2 separate regions of the Homo sapiens genome follow, and region 1 is linked to region 2. A link is a loop called in an ENCODE intact Hi-C map of the cell type or tissue named here. Cell type or tissue: PC-9. All regions are shown on one strand. Each heading gives the region's core, and the rest is flanking DNA. Links, peaks and the distances in the headings are about the cores only.

Evidence for each region. A loop is a pair of places that touch in the nucleus more often than their neighbours do. Peaks named below come from ENCODE experiments on the same cell type or tissue, not always from the same donor. Only the 100,000 strongest peaks of a DNase experiment are listed, where the experiment ranks them.
Region 1: a loop joins it to region 2, with 19 times the contacts of the local background. A loop is called at or near these places in 1 of 110 quality-filtered maps.

Annotation. Positions count from the first base shown.
Region 1 is chr22:27,659,375-27,665,366 of GRCh38, forward strand. No RefSeq gene overlaps it. Among named protein-coding and RNA genes, the nearest start is that of CPMER, 53 kb to the right of the region's middle. In PC-9, for the core only: no CTCF peak of the experiment used is centred there; DNase peaks (open chromatin) are centred at 3,877 and 4,607; H3K27ac peaks cover 3,372 bases.
Region 2 is chr22:27,471,387-27,479,386 of GRCh38, forward strand. No RefSeq gene overlaps it. Among named protein-coding and RNA genes, the nearest start is that of LINC02554, 160 kb to the left of the region's middle. RefSeq lists enhancers at 3,027-3,748, 3,164-4,363, 3,749-4,471. In PC-9, for the core only: no CTCF peak of the experiment used is centred there; DNase peaks (open chromatin) are centred at 2,325, 2,825, 3,785, 5,525 and 1 weaker place; H3K4me3 peaks cover 3,193 bases; H3K27ac peaks cover 4,000 bases.

The DNA.
Region 1 (5,992 bases), core at 1,993-5,992, 190 kb after region 2:
CCTTCACGATTATTCCACGGAGAGTCCATTTTATGGCTTTGGAAACTGAGGCCCCCAAGATGCTCAGAGATGTTCGACTCCATCACTCCATATTTACTGAGCTCTTTTTCTGGAGATCAGTGAGGTTGAGACACAACAGAGTGTTTATTTTCTTTCTTTCTTTCTTTCTTTTTTTTTGAGATGGAGTTTCGCTCTTGTCGCCCAAGCTGGAGTGCAATGGCTCGATCTCTGCTCATTGCAACCTCCAGCTCCTGGGTTCAAGCAATTCTCCTGCCTCAGCCTCCCAAGTAGCTGGGATTACAAGCGTCCGCCACCACGCCCAGCTAAGTTTTGTATTTTTAGTACAGATGGGGTTTCACCACGTTGGCCAGGCTGGTCTCCAACTCTCGATCTCAGGTGATCTGCCCCCCTGGTCCTCCCAAAGTGCTGGAATTACGGGCATGAGCCATCGCGGCCGGCCGAGTCCTTATTTTCAAGGTCGTACAGGGAAGGGCATCAGGATAGTCCAGGCTGCCTTAGCCTCCAGCCAGGATAAAGGGGAGTTTGGGGATGAACAGAATCCAGCTGCTCCATCCCCCACCCCACCTCCCACCCCAGGTGTGGACAGGAACCATCACATTTCCACATTTCCTTCTTTGTCTCTACCTCTGCCCAACCTCCCCCACATCAGTACCCAGCCAGCCAAGGGACAGGCAGGCCACCTCCTCGATCCGGACATGCCCCATGGAGACGGTTACACTTCCGGGTGTAGTCACTGTCCAGCCATATCTCCTGGGCCCTTCAAATGGGTTTGCTGGTGATTTAAGGTGTATTCGTGTTCTATCAATACATGAAGTTCTCAGGTCCACATTTCAGCGAAAAATAGTCCTGAGCATCTGGAAGGCAAAAAAAAAAAAAAAATATATATATATATATATATATATATATATATATATATATATATATATATCATCGCTAAACCGCAATCTCTTGTCGTATTGGATTCTGTGACTTACAATTCTCTCCTCTTCGCTGCACTTGAATATTAAATGTTGTATTAATAGCTCACTCTTAATTATCTGTGAGTAATGTACTACGACCTGGAAATTAATGAAGGGAAGGGCCCAATCGAGAATATTTCCCACTCCTCTGAGTGCCGCGGGGCTGATGGGAGGGGAGAGATTTGCATATGATTTGCATGAGAAGCTGCGGGCAGAAAGAAGATGTATGAGCTCAAATGTGGGGGCTTACTGTGGACCCAGCCACTTTCCAGCACTTTCCAAAGCGAGAATTCCCTTCCACTTCTCACTCCTAGCTCCCAGCATTTGTCCACACTGATCCTTCTGCCAGGAATGCCCTTCCCGGCTTCCTGTGTGTGGGAGAAGCAAGATCATGACAACTACTACTTACAAAGGAGATATATATATATATATATATTTTTTTTTTTGAGACAGGGCCTGGCTCTGTTGCCCAGGCTGGGGTACACTGGTACAATCTCGGCTCACTGCAACCTCTCCCTCCTGGGCTCCAGCGATCCTCCCACCTCAGCCTCACCAGTAGCTGGAACTATAAGCATATGCCAACACGCCAGCTAATTTTTGAATTTTTTGTAGAGATAGAGTTTCACCATGTTGCCCAGGCTGGTCTCGAACTCCTGAGCTCAAATGATCCACCTGCCTCAGCCTCCCAAAGTGCTGGGATTACAGGCGTGAGCCACTGCACCCAGCCATGAAAGACAAGTTAACACAGACACATATACAATTGTGTTCACATACTTAACGCATACATATAAATACAAGTGCACATGCAGATGCACACATATTATATATTCACTATTTTTAAAAAACCTGTATTAGAAAAGCCTGTCAATTCCTCAAAGAGTTAAACATAGAATTCCTATTTGGCCCAGACATGCCCCTCCTAGGGTCATGCCCGAGAAAATGAAAACGTGAACACACAAATGCTTGCACATGAATGTTCATAGCAGCATTATTCAGAAAGTGAATGGATAAGCGAGATGTGGTATATCTATCATAATTGAATATTATTCAGCCATAAAAAGAAATGAGGCATTGACACATGCCACAAATTGGATGAACCTGGAAGACATTGTGCTAAGAAGCCAGATGCCGCCAGGCATGGAGGTTCCCACCTATAATCCCAGCACTTTGGGAGGCCAAGGCGGGATCACTTGAGCCCAAGAGTTCAAGACCAGCCTGGACAACATGGCAAAACCTCATCTCTACAAATCATACCAAAAAAATGATCTGGGTGTGGTGGCACACACCTGTAGTCCCAGCAACCCAGGAGGCTGAGGTGGGAGAATGATCTGAGCCAGGGAAGTCGAGGCTGCAGTGAGCTATGATCGTCCCACTGCACTCCAGTCTGAGTGACAGAGTAATACCCTGTCTCAAAAAAAAGAAGCCGGACACAAATGGTCTCATATTGTATGATTCCATTTATCTGAAATATCCAGAATAGGAAAATCTGTAGAGACAGAAAGTATTAATGGATTAATGATTGTCAGGGGGTAGGGGGTGATAGCTAACATTATAGGATTTCTTTTGGGGGTGATGACAATGTTTTGGTATTTGACAGTAGTGATGGTTACACAACTCTTGACTATACTAAAAACCATTAAGGCCGGGCATGGTGGCTCACGCCTGTAATCCCAAGACTTTGGGAGGCCAAGGCCGGTAGATCACCTGAGGTCAGGAGTTCGAGACCAGCCTGACCAACATGGTGAAACCCCATCTCTACTAAAAATACAAAAAATTAGCCGGGCGTGGTGGCACGAACCTGTAATCCCAGCTACTCGGGAGACTGAGGCAGGAGAATCACTTGAACCTTGGGGGCAGAGGCTGCAGTGAACCGAGATCACACCACTGCACTCCAGCATGGGTGACAGAGTGAGACTCCGTCTCAAAAAAAAAAAAAAAAAAACCATTGAATTGTACTTCAAATGGGTGAATTGTATGGTATGTAAATTGTATCTCAATAACGCAATTACAAAAAAATATATACACTGTCCACCCAGGACTTGGTATATGCTGTTCCCACTGGCTGGAACACCCTTCCCCCACCTTTCTTCCTCTCACCTAGTGTTGGGCATCCCCAAGGGCTGAGAGGTACAGCCTAGGGTGGAGCAGGAGGGACCTGCAGAGATGTGTCCTACACTGCACCCATGATGGGCTGTGTGACCCTCAGCAGGTGACTTCGTGTCCCTGAGCGTTGGTTGAGTCTGAGCCTGGGGGGGCCGGTGTGATATGCCAGAGCTGATAAGAGGTGCTTAGTTCAGGCTCTGGCCTGACCTGGATGCCCAGTGAGTTGTGGTCATTGGGCCCCTCACATGGCATGACACTGAAGTCACAGGGAAGCTGAGCAAAGCAGAACACAGCCAGCCTTGCTTTGGCAGATGCCTGGAACGGGAGTGGGATGTCACTGGGAGCGTGCAGGGCAGGCAGGCCCCAGCCAGGCCGGGGAAGGGATTTGCTGTTCCCATCTCCCTGCAGTGAGGGCAGGCGCTCCCTGACCCCCATCCACTATCTCCCTGATGCAAGGAGGCCTTGGCCTGTGGCCCAGCCAATGGACCCACCCACTGCGCTCTCCCTGGGAGAGATGCCAGAGGGCTGGAGGGAGGGCAGGGTCCCATCAGAACCATGTGCCAGGGGCTGGACTTGCAGAGCCTCGGCAGAACTCCAGCCTCAGCCCCACGGCAGCCAGTGGCCTTTTAGGACATGAATCCAGTCACGTCTCCCCCTTGCTTAAAACCCTCTGCTCACCTTTTACCATGGCCTTCAGGACCCTGTGTGTCCTGGCCCTGCCCAGCAATCTGACCCCGTCTCCTCTCACTCTTTGCCTTGCTCACACCAAGCCAGCCTCCAGGCCTTCACCCTGGGCATTTCCTCCAGCCTTCCTGCCGCTCCTCATTCCTCAGGCCCCAGCTCAGAGGTCACCTCTCAGAGAAACATCTCCCACCTGCTTTGGAGCCTGCTTTGCTCTTTTTTCTTTTTCTTTTTAGAGATGGGATCTTGCTCTGCTGCACAAGCTGGAGTGCAGTGGCGAGGTGATAGCTCACTGCAGCCTTGACCTCCTGGGCTCAAGCAATCCTCTCTCCTCAACCTCCTGAGTGGCTGAGACTACAGGCTTGTGCCACCACTCCTGGCTATTTTTTATTTATTTATTTTGTTTGTAGAGGTAAGGTCTCACCATGTTGCCCAGGCTGGTCTCAAACTCCTAGCCTCAAATCGATCCTCCCACCTCAGCCTTCCAAAGTGCTGGGATTACCACTACACTCTTCTCTGCCTCAATTCTGTCTTCATGTACAGATAGCACCCAACCACGATTGTCCAATAAGTGCACAAGGCAGGCAGCACAGGTCCCGGCCCCAGGCCTGCCCCTGGTTCACTGAGAGACCCTGAACAGATCGCACCTCCTCTCCACATGACAGACCAGACCTTTGTGAAGTGTGAAGAAGCGGAGGAATCTCCTGTTTGACTCAAATTGTAGGTGGCCCCCAACACCTAAAGCAGCTAGAGCTGCCAAATGTCAACCCTGATTGTTCTGCTGGTGGAAAGGTGAAAGGTGGGGCAGGGGCAGCGTTCTGCTCCATCATATTTTTATCACTCTTCCCGTTTTCCCCAGTGACTAATTCTTTGTTCATCAGAGTGAAAAGATTGTTTGAAAAAAAAAATGCTAAATCTCAACTGAGAATGTAAGGTGAGATCGTTTCTCAGGGTTCCTCCAGGTCTGGAAAATGCAAAGGGGAACTTCAGCAGAAGAGGGCAGGAGGGGCTCTTGTTTTTTTGCAAACCAAGAAGGAAACACGAGTGGGGGAATTTGAGAGAGTGCAGTGGGCTGGTGGGGAGACACCAGCAGTTGTTCCCATACCGTTGCTCATTTATTTATTTATTTTTAATTTAATTTTTTTTTTTTTTGAGATGGAGTCTCATTCTGTCGCCCAGGCTGGAGGGCAGTGACACCATCTTGGCTCACTGCAACCTTCGGCTCCTGGGTTCAAGCAATTATTCTGCCTCAGCCTCCCGAGTAGCTGGGATTACAGGCACGTGCCACCATGCTCAGCTAATTTTTGTATTTTTAGTAGAGACGGGGTTTCACCATGTTGGCCAGGGTGGTCTCGAGCTCCTGACCTCAAGTGATCCACCTGCCTCGGCCTCCCAAAGTGCTGGGATTACAGGCGTGAGCCACCACGCCCAGCAGGCACTATTTCTCATTTCTCCAGATCCCTCCTCATCTTGGCCACTGGCTTCTGATTTCATTCATTCATTCACTCACTTAACTCATGTTCCTTGAGCTCCTACTTTTGGAGCTTTGCAGGGTTCTGGGGATCCAGCCAAGCACACAGCAGACACGTCCTGTCCCTTGTGGAGCTGAGGGTCTGTAGTCAGTGCCCCCAGGGGTCAAGGTCTCTCTGAGTGTGATGTACTACTGGCCCCACATGGACCGTGACAGTCACTCTCCTCGGTTCCCACTCTGCACCACTATTCACGCAGCCTCCTATGATGGTCATCGTCCCATAAAATCAGGCCCATTAGAATCCTCAAATCTATCCAGGAGCTCCTGTCTGCCCAGGGCCCCATCTTGGATGACACCATTACATCTTGAGGGTGGTTACTGATCTTCCGTCTTTCTTTTGTTAAAAATTAACTTCAGGGTTTTTTTTCTAATTTTATCAAGACAGTAAATGCATATTGTAGACAATCTGGCAATGTAGGTATTTGCCTATATTACTAGCTGTGGAACATCAGGCAAGGTGCTTCTCAAACCCTTAATGTCGTCATCTGTGAAATGGGGACAGTCCTAGTACTCACATCACAGATTCATTGTAAGGAGTAAAAGAGACTCCAAATGTATGCATCTGGCACAGAAGAAGCTTAAAATAAATGCACTAAGATGAAGACCAAAAAGAGACTTGTAGCCCAACATCAGGGACAAACCCAGACAACATCTTATAATAGATTACTCTCTTCCAGATATTTTTTTTCTGCACAGA
Region 2 (8,000 bases), core at 1,919-5,918:
GTCTGCACATTAATTATTGAGTGATATAATCCAAATTTATCTAATGAATTAATAATAGACCATAGGGGTATTTTAACAATGAAATACTTGGAGTTGTGTTTTGATAATTACAGCAGGCTTTCATAATTACACCAAGGCTGTTAAAATAAAATCGAAATCAATGAGGTAGTGTGCAGTGACACCCCAGGAGCGCCCCCTCAAAGCTATGACAAACAGACCGACCAGGAACAGAAAGATCCTTTTAGCTCTGAATCGGGTGACGTCTGGGGGGTTGGGTGGTCAAGATCTTTGCAGGATTGTGGATTTGGGGAGAGATTCTGGGAAGGACAAGAAAAATAACATCCCAGAAATGCATCAGATGTGTGAATCAAAAAGCACCTCAAAGACCAAGAGAAGAAGCCTCTGCTTTTACAGATGAAAAGACCAAGACTGAGAGAGGAGCCATGACTCACCAAGTCAACTTCAAAACAATGGCAGAGCCTAGACCTTGTCTCCGGACTCCTAGTCCAGTGCTCTCTTGGCCCTGGACCATTCATGTGCCCTTCCTCTACCATGACAAAGCTCTCAGTGGTCTGCCTGAGCCCTGGCTATGCCTCCTGTCTCATCCTCTACAGCTCCCCATATGCACAACCAAACCACAATCGTTCATGAACTTAGACTACTCCATGCCTCTCTGCCTTTGCCTATATTGTGCCCTCTGCCTAGGATGCCTTCTCCTCCCTCCCTCCACCTCTGGACATCTGCCTGGAAAACTCCCCCAAGCAGGGATGACATCCTCCTCCTCCGGCCCTCCAGGGCCCCCACTACATAATAAGTGTTCATCTATATCCCCTAAAAGATGGAAAGCTTCAGCCAGATGCAGTGGCTCACACATGTAATGAGCCACTTTGGGAGGCTCAGGTGGGAGGATCGCTTGAGCCCAGGAGTTCAAGACCAGCTGGGCAACACAGTGAGACCCCATCTCTACAAAAAATGAAGAAATTAGCTGGCCATGGTGGTGCATGCCTGTAATACCAGCTACTTGGGAGGGTGAGGCAGGAGGATCATTTGAACCTGGGAGTTTGAAGCTGAAGTGAGCTATGATCGTGCCACCTCACTCTAGTCTGGGTGATAGAGGCGACAGAGTGAGACCATGTCTTTTTTAAAAAACAAACAAACAAAAAAAAGACGGGCAGCTTCTTGAAGGCAGAGATAAGTCCTATTCATTCAGTTTCCCTGGGATGTTAACATGGGGCCTGACAAACAGTTAAATGTATAATACAGACTTGTTTAAGGCCAGATGGTTGGAAGGAGAGGGAGAGAAGAAATGCAGGAAGGGAAAGGAACAAGAAAGTTTGGCTCGGGATTTATTTCCAGAATGTGCTTAACCAAGGCCACCGAAATAATATTTTGATGTAGAAGTGCTAGCTTGGGGACATCTTACTGGATATTTGAGCAACAATGAAATTAGAAACATTAAAGAGAGAGAAACCTTCTCAGGAGGATAAAGAGTGATAATGATGGCAGATTGGTAGATTCTAAACCACCACCCCCACCGCACCCACACACAGGCCTCGTCAAGAAGCCTGGGCTGTTGACCCCAAGGTCCTTCCCTAAGAAGTGTCCTCAGGAAGACACTTGAAAGTGTCAATTATAAATAAAAATAATTAATTTAAAAAAGAAGGCACTTAAACTTGCCACAGACATTGCCCAAAATGGGTCCCCCGTGTGGAAGTGACAAGAGGCAGCTGGGGCTGCAGTTGGTGTGATGATGAGGTTTCTGCAGCCTCCATGGTGACGTCACCACTGGTAACTACAGAAACAACGTCGAACTTCAGGTGTCAGCCTGGCTTAGCCATCTTTGCTGTCTAATGTCAACAGTCAGGTTAGGGGGAGCTGTCTAAATCATAGGAGGAGGTTGGTGAATGTAAAACATCATCACTTCCTCTTCCTCTCCCCTTCCTCCCTCATTTCAACTCCAAACAGGATCTATTGATTTCATCTTCAGGCATTATTCTAAGAGGCAGTGTAGTACTGCAGATAAAAAGTATGGACTTAGAAGCCAGACTTTCAGGGTTCAGCACTGTGGTTCACAAGCTGTGTGACCCTTGGGTGAGTCTCTTAGCTTCTCTGTGCCTCAGGGTTGCTGGGGGGATTAATGGGTTGATTTGCCTAAATGCTGGATTAAGGGATATCTGCTATTCTTACCTCCTCTGCTAAGAGCACCTTGACTTGCACTGCCCTCCCTGGCTCTTAATGTGGATTGGGTGGCACGGGACCCACCCACCAGCTCAGGGACTTAGTTAGGCACAGCCCCTACAACTGGCCAATCAGCTGAGTCCATTCCTCCGGCTACAATGATTGGTCAGAATCAAGCCCTTGACTGAAACCAACCAGTCACAGCTAATGAGATTAATCATCAATGAATATTAGCTAGTGTTACTGCTCCATTATTGTGGCAAATGTTAACTCCATCCCCCACCCACAGCCGGGTCTTGGTAGGGAGAGGGTGAAATGATGGACTAGGAGAGATTTGGGTTCCTTGGACAGATCTTGCCTTTTCCAGCAAGGTTGGGTTACATGCCCTCTCTCTCTCAGCTCCTGGAATTCCCCCTTGGCTTGCTACTGTTCTGAGATGAAGTAAACTGGGTGATTCTAAGAATGGGCCTTGAGTCTGGCAAACCCATCTGTTTCTTCCTAGCTATGGGCCCCTGGCCCTCACCTCCCGCTTCTCAGTTTCTTCACCTGGAAAATGAAGATGACTAAGGAACCTGGGCCTTGGAAGGTTCTGGGAATTCAGTGGAGTCAGGTATGCCCGGGGCTGGCACAAAGGTGGGGCTCCAGAAGAGATGCTAGCTGTGAATAACATGCCCGTCACTGCCTTCTGTTGTAACTGGCTGTGAAACGTCTGTCTTCTGCCAGACTAGGCTTCTAAGGTAGGGATGGGTTTGCTCATCATTGTGTCCGTAGCATACTGTGCAAGGCTAGACATGGAGTGGGAAGGAATGAATGAACGAACAGCAGGAGGGAGGGCAGAGGAAGGGAGAGACAAAGAGAAAAACCACAAGTCTCTCTCTTTTTTTTTTTTTTCTTGAGACGGAGTCTCACTCTGTCTCGCCCAGGCTGGAGTGCAATGGTGCGGATCTTGGCGCTCTGCATCCTCTGTCTCCCAGGTTCAAGTGATTCTCCTGTCTCACCCTCCTGAGTAGCTGGGACTACAGACGTGTGCCACCACACCCGGCTAATTTTTTATTTTTAGTAGAGACAGGGTTTCACCATGTTGGCCAGGCTGGTCTGAAACTCGTGACCTCAGGTGATCCACCCACCTTGGCCTCCCAAAGTGCTGGGATTACAAGCATGAGCCACTGTGCCCAGCTGAAAAACCACAAGTCTCCTGATGATGCTGGAAAGCCCAGCTACTCCAGCATCAAAGAGTGTTCAAAATGGGAGACTCAAGACCAGCTTGAAGCCCTTCACTCTGCAGAGATGGAGCCCAGAGAGGCCACGTGACTTCCCCAGGGACACACAGCAGGGTGTGATGGGACAGGCTCCAGAAAAGAGTGCTTCCTTCAGCTCCCTTGCAGCCTGTCTCTAACTCCCAGGCATTGGGGCCTGCTTTACCTGCCCAGCCCTCTCCCCCCTCCTCTTCACCTGGGGCCAGTCCCAACACGGGGTGCCTCTTCCTGTCTGCAGACAACACCAACCCCCAAGCCAGGTGCTCCCTCAGGTATCTCTTCCCTAAGTGGGCTGGGCTCCTCCGATGGAAAATATCCTCAGGGCTTCAGGCTGGAAGGAGTGAGATGACTCAGGGCCAGGTGGGAGAAGCTCAGGGAGAAGGAGGCTGGGGGCGCAGATGGAGGGAGTTCTTTGTAAATGAGTCAGAAAAAGAAGCCTCTCTCCGGATAATACCAAGAATCTATTGGCCCGAACTCAAGTATGCAGGACATGAATGTTAGTTTCCTGTAACTGAACTTGCAGCACCGTAGCCTCACTAGCTAAGTTCTGATCCCACCTGCCGTTCACCTGGCCTCTTAGAGCGACTGTGACACGCAGCCTCCTTCTGTGCCTTCCTCTGCCTGCCCCTCCTGGGAAGTCTGTCTCTGGTTCAGAGGTGGGAGAGGGGTCTCTCATCCCCGGTTCTTCCCCGCCTGTTGTTTATATCCAAGCTTCTGCTTTTTGAAGTTGATTATTCCCTCCTCGAGGTGATAAATGCAAACTACTTCCCGCCCTGATGGGGGGAAGGACAGGGGTTATATAGGAAGGAACAACTTTGCTTCATGTTTCAAGGATTCTTCAAGGAGAATTCCCTTCCTGATTGGGGTGTGGGTTGCCCCAAAGCACATCCTGCAAAAAGAACTGCAGTGTGTGGGGAGGTGAGAGGGTGAGGGAGTGAAGCCCGGAAGGGAAGCTTCATTAGCAAGCAAGGTTCCAATGTGGGCAGCTGGGGCACCTGAGTCCAGGGCCTCATATGACTATGTCCCAGTTCCTGGGGTTGAATTGAATGCCAGGAACCCCTTTCTCCTTGACCTGTTCCTCAAAGGGCTTCATCTGCCTCTCTGTGCCCTCTCTCGCCTGCGAGCAGGAATGAGTTTTAAACTCACAAGCGGCCCGGCACAGCAGCTCACACCTGTAATCCTGGCACTTTAGGAGGTGGAGGTGGGCCAATCACGAGGTCAGGAGATCAAAACCATCCTGGCTAACACAGTGAAACCCTGTCTCTCCTCTGGGAGCCAACATGGGACATGGCTGGGAGTTGTCTCACCCAAGGATCAAAGGAGCTGGGGTGTTTATCCTGCAGCCCCCGTAGGCTCTGCCATGGGCTGAGGGGTACTGCCCGGGGCATTAACTCCCTGGCACTTCATTGTGTTGGAAGCCATGGAGTGGGCCCACATGGGGATGGTGAGAGCCCAGGAGGAATGGGTGGGCACCAACAGCCTCTGCTACATTCACATGTGTAATATGGGGGTACAAATATTCTCATTTGCATATGGGGGTAGTTCATATGCTCATGTATGCTAGCAGCATGACCTGCACACACCAGTGCTACCCCCATCTTACAAATGAGGCAGTTGAGGCCTCGCTTACGTAAGTGCCTCACTGATAAAGGCAGAGAGGGTCAGAGATCCAGGTCTTTGGCATCTATATCTAAGAGAACCTGCTCTGTGTGATCTCAGGCCCAGAGTCCAAACCCTCGCCTGCCTCCTCTCGGCTTTATTTTTCTGGGCTGTAGATTTCACTTCCTTTTAGCCTCATTGTTTTCCTCCGCAAAGTGGGGACAGGATCGTCCCCCCTCGCAAGGCTGATGCGAAGATACAAGATAATGCGTGCACACGTGTTGTGGACCGGGCCTAGCACACTTTATGTGCTCCATAATCATTCCCCTCCCACCCTCTTCTCGGCCTCATTCTGCCACCAAGTCCCTCTGGGACTTTGGGCCAGTCCTCTGTTCAATTCAGTGAACATTTTCAGAGCCTCTGAATGTTCCATGGTTGTGGCTGCATGTGAGTCAGGCTGGCCACATCCAAGTCAGCAGTGAATCACCTGAGACGGGAGGTGGGGCGAGGCCCCATGGCGTTGTCCCGTGGGAAGGTCAGAGACAGCAGACAGAAGCAGGGACGACAGACACAGTCCGGAGGGCTGTAAGCTAGGGGTGGTGGGATCAGGTTTCTGAAACTTCCTCCACTGCCGTGTGGATGCAAGGCAGAAGCTGGCCCAGGAGGGTCACTTAGAAGGCCACCTCTTAAAACAGAGATGAGCAAAGACAACGGCTGACCTGGGGCAGGGGAATTAGGGGTGGGGGAAGGGGAGAGGAGATGCTGCCTGGGCTGGGGGCTGTCTTTCATGAGGCAGCCAGAGGAGCCAAGGATGGCCTCTGAATGGGAGGCTGGGGCTGAGTCCAGCCATCCCAGGACCTCCGGTGTGTGACTCCTGGACATACCAGTCTTTGCCATCCTAGCCCAGGCTGTCCCCACATCCAAAGCTCCCCCTGTGGTCCCACCCCTGCTGCCCTTCAGAGCTGCGACCATGGCCCTCAGGCCTGTCCACCGCCCTCGGCAACATCATGGCTAACCTGGGCTCCACACATTTCTTCCATCAGCAGACAGTGCCCCTCCGGGGGAAGCTCTGAGACCCAGCACCTATCGGGAAAAACTCAAAGGTCCAGGCGCTGAATCTAAGCCAGGTAAAAATATAGATAAAGAGTGCTGGGAAGGAGCTTTTTTGAAAACACACCCACCCAGCCCCTGGGGTTGAATTCAATGCCAGGAGCCACTTTCTCCTTGACCTGATCCTCAAAGGGCTTCATCTGCCTCTCTGTGCCCTCTCTTGCCTGTGGGCAGGGATGAGTTTTAAACTCACAAGCAGCCGGGCACGGTCTCTCATGCCTGTAATCCCAGCACTTTGGGAGGCCGAGGCGGGTGGATCACGAGGTCAGGAGATCAAGACCATCCTCGCTAACACAGTGAAACCCCATCTCTACTAAAAATACAAAAAAAAAAAAAAATCAGCCGGGCGTGGTGGCACATGCCTGTAATCCCAGCTACTCGAAAGGCTGAGGCAGGAGAATCACTTGAACCCAGGAGGTGGAGGTTGCAGTGAGCCGAGATCGCACCACTGCAGTCCAGCCTGGGCAACAGAGTGAGACTCCATCTCATTCAGATCAACAGGGGATGGTTGGAGTGTCCCAAGTCGGAATGTGGCTCCAGCAAAGAAGAAGACAACACTTGAGAGGTGGCTTCAAAATACACAACACAATGGCAGCATTCAAAGCAACAGTCACTGTTTTTTTGGTGTTGGGCCATTTTGGTTTGGTTTGGTTCAGTTCGGTTCGGTTTGGTTCAGATTGGTTTGGTTTGGTTTGGTTTGGATTGGTTTGGTTTGGTTTGGTTTGGTTTGGTTTGGTTTGGTTTGGTTTGGATTGGTTTGGTTTGGTGTGGTTTGGTTTGGTTTGGATTGGTTTGGTTTGGATGGGTTTGGTTTGGTTTGGTTTGGTTTGGATTGGTTTGGTTTGGATTGGTTTGGTTTGGTTTGGTTTGGATTGGTTTGGTTTGGTTTGGGTTGGTTTGGTTTGGTTTGGTTTGGTTTGCATTGGTTTGGTTTGGTTTGGATTGGTTTGGTTTGGTTTGGTTTGGTTTGGTTTGGTTTGGTTTGGTTTGGTTTGGATTGGTTTGGTTTGGTTTGGTTTGGTTTGGATTGGTTTGGTTTGGATTGGTTTGGATGGGAAATTTTTTTTTTTTTTTTTTTTTGCAGCTGTATCAGGGGGTCCAGAAAGGAAGGCAATGGGGATTCCTCTACTTGGGGAACTCTGCCTAGAGGGTGGGTAGATTTTCCAGGGATAGGATGGTCCCAGCCCCTGACAGATGCCAAGTTGAAGACAAGGGCACTGCTCGGAGGCCAGGTGTCTCCCTGACTGGGGAGGTCCTCCTGACTTGAGTCCAGGGCCTCATATGACTATGTCTAAGCACCTGTGACACACCTGGAGCAACACCCAGGAAGGCAGAGGGGAGGGCGAGAACCTGGTATTGACTGCCAAGTGCATGGCACAATGGACCAGGAGGAGGACGGTGGGGAGGAGGAGAGGGAGGAAGAAGGAAGAAGAAAACAGCAGGGAGGCAAACTGAGGCCCAAGGCCGTAAGGTGACAGCCAGGAATTTAGGTTCCCTAATTCTCAGCCTTTTATCCTCATTGCTTCTTTAGACTTTGGGTGGAACGTACGGGAAAAGATAATTGATGCTGCTGAAATAAAGTCAATAAAATTCTCTCTCTCTCCCTCTCCCTCCCCCCATCATTTAATGAGCACTTACTACATGTCAGGCACACTGACCCCCTCCACCTCTTTCAAGCCTCACCATTATTGTGTGAAGCAGTGGTCACAAGCCCCCGTTTCCAGGTGAGGAGCTGAGGCTGAGTGTGTTTCAGGCGCTTAACCAGAGGCCCACACCAAGCAGGTGGCCGAGCCATCCTTGCGGAGTCCCCCCGACTCCCTCCTTGCAGGAACTACTGAACTCCCCTGGCAGCAGCGG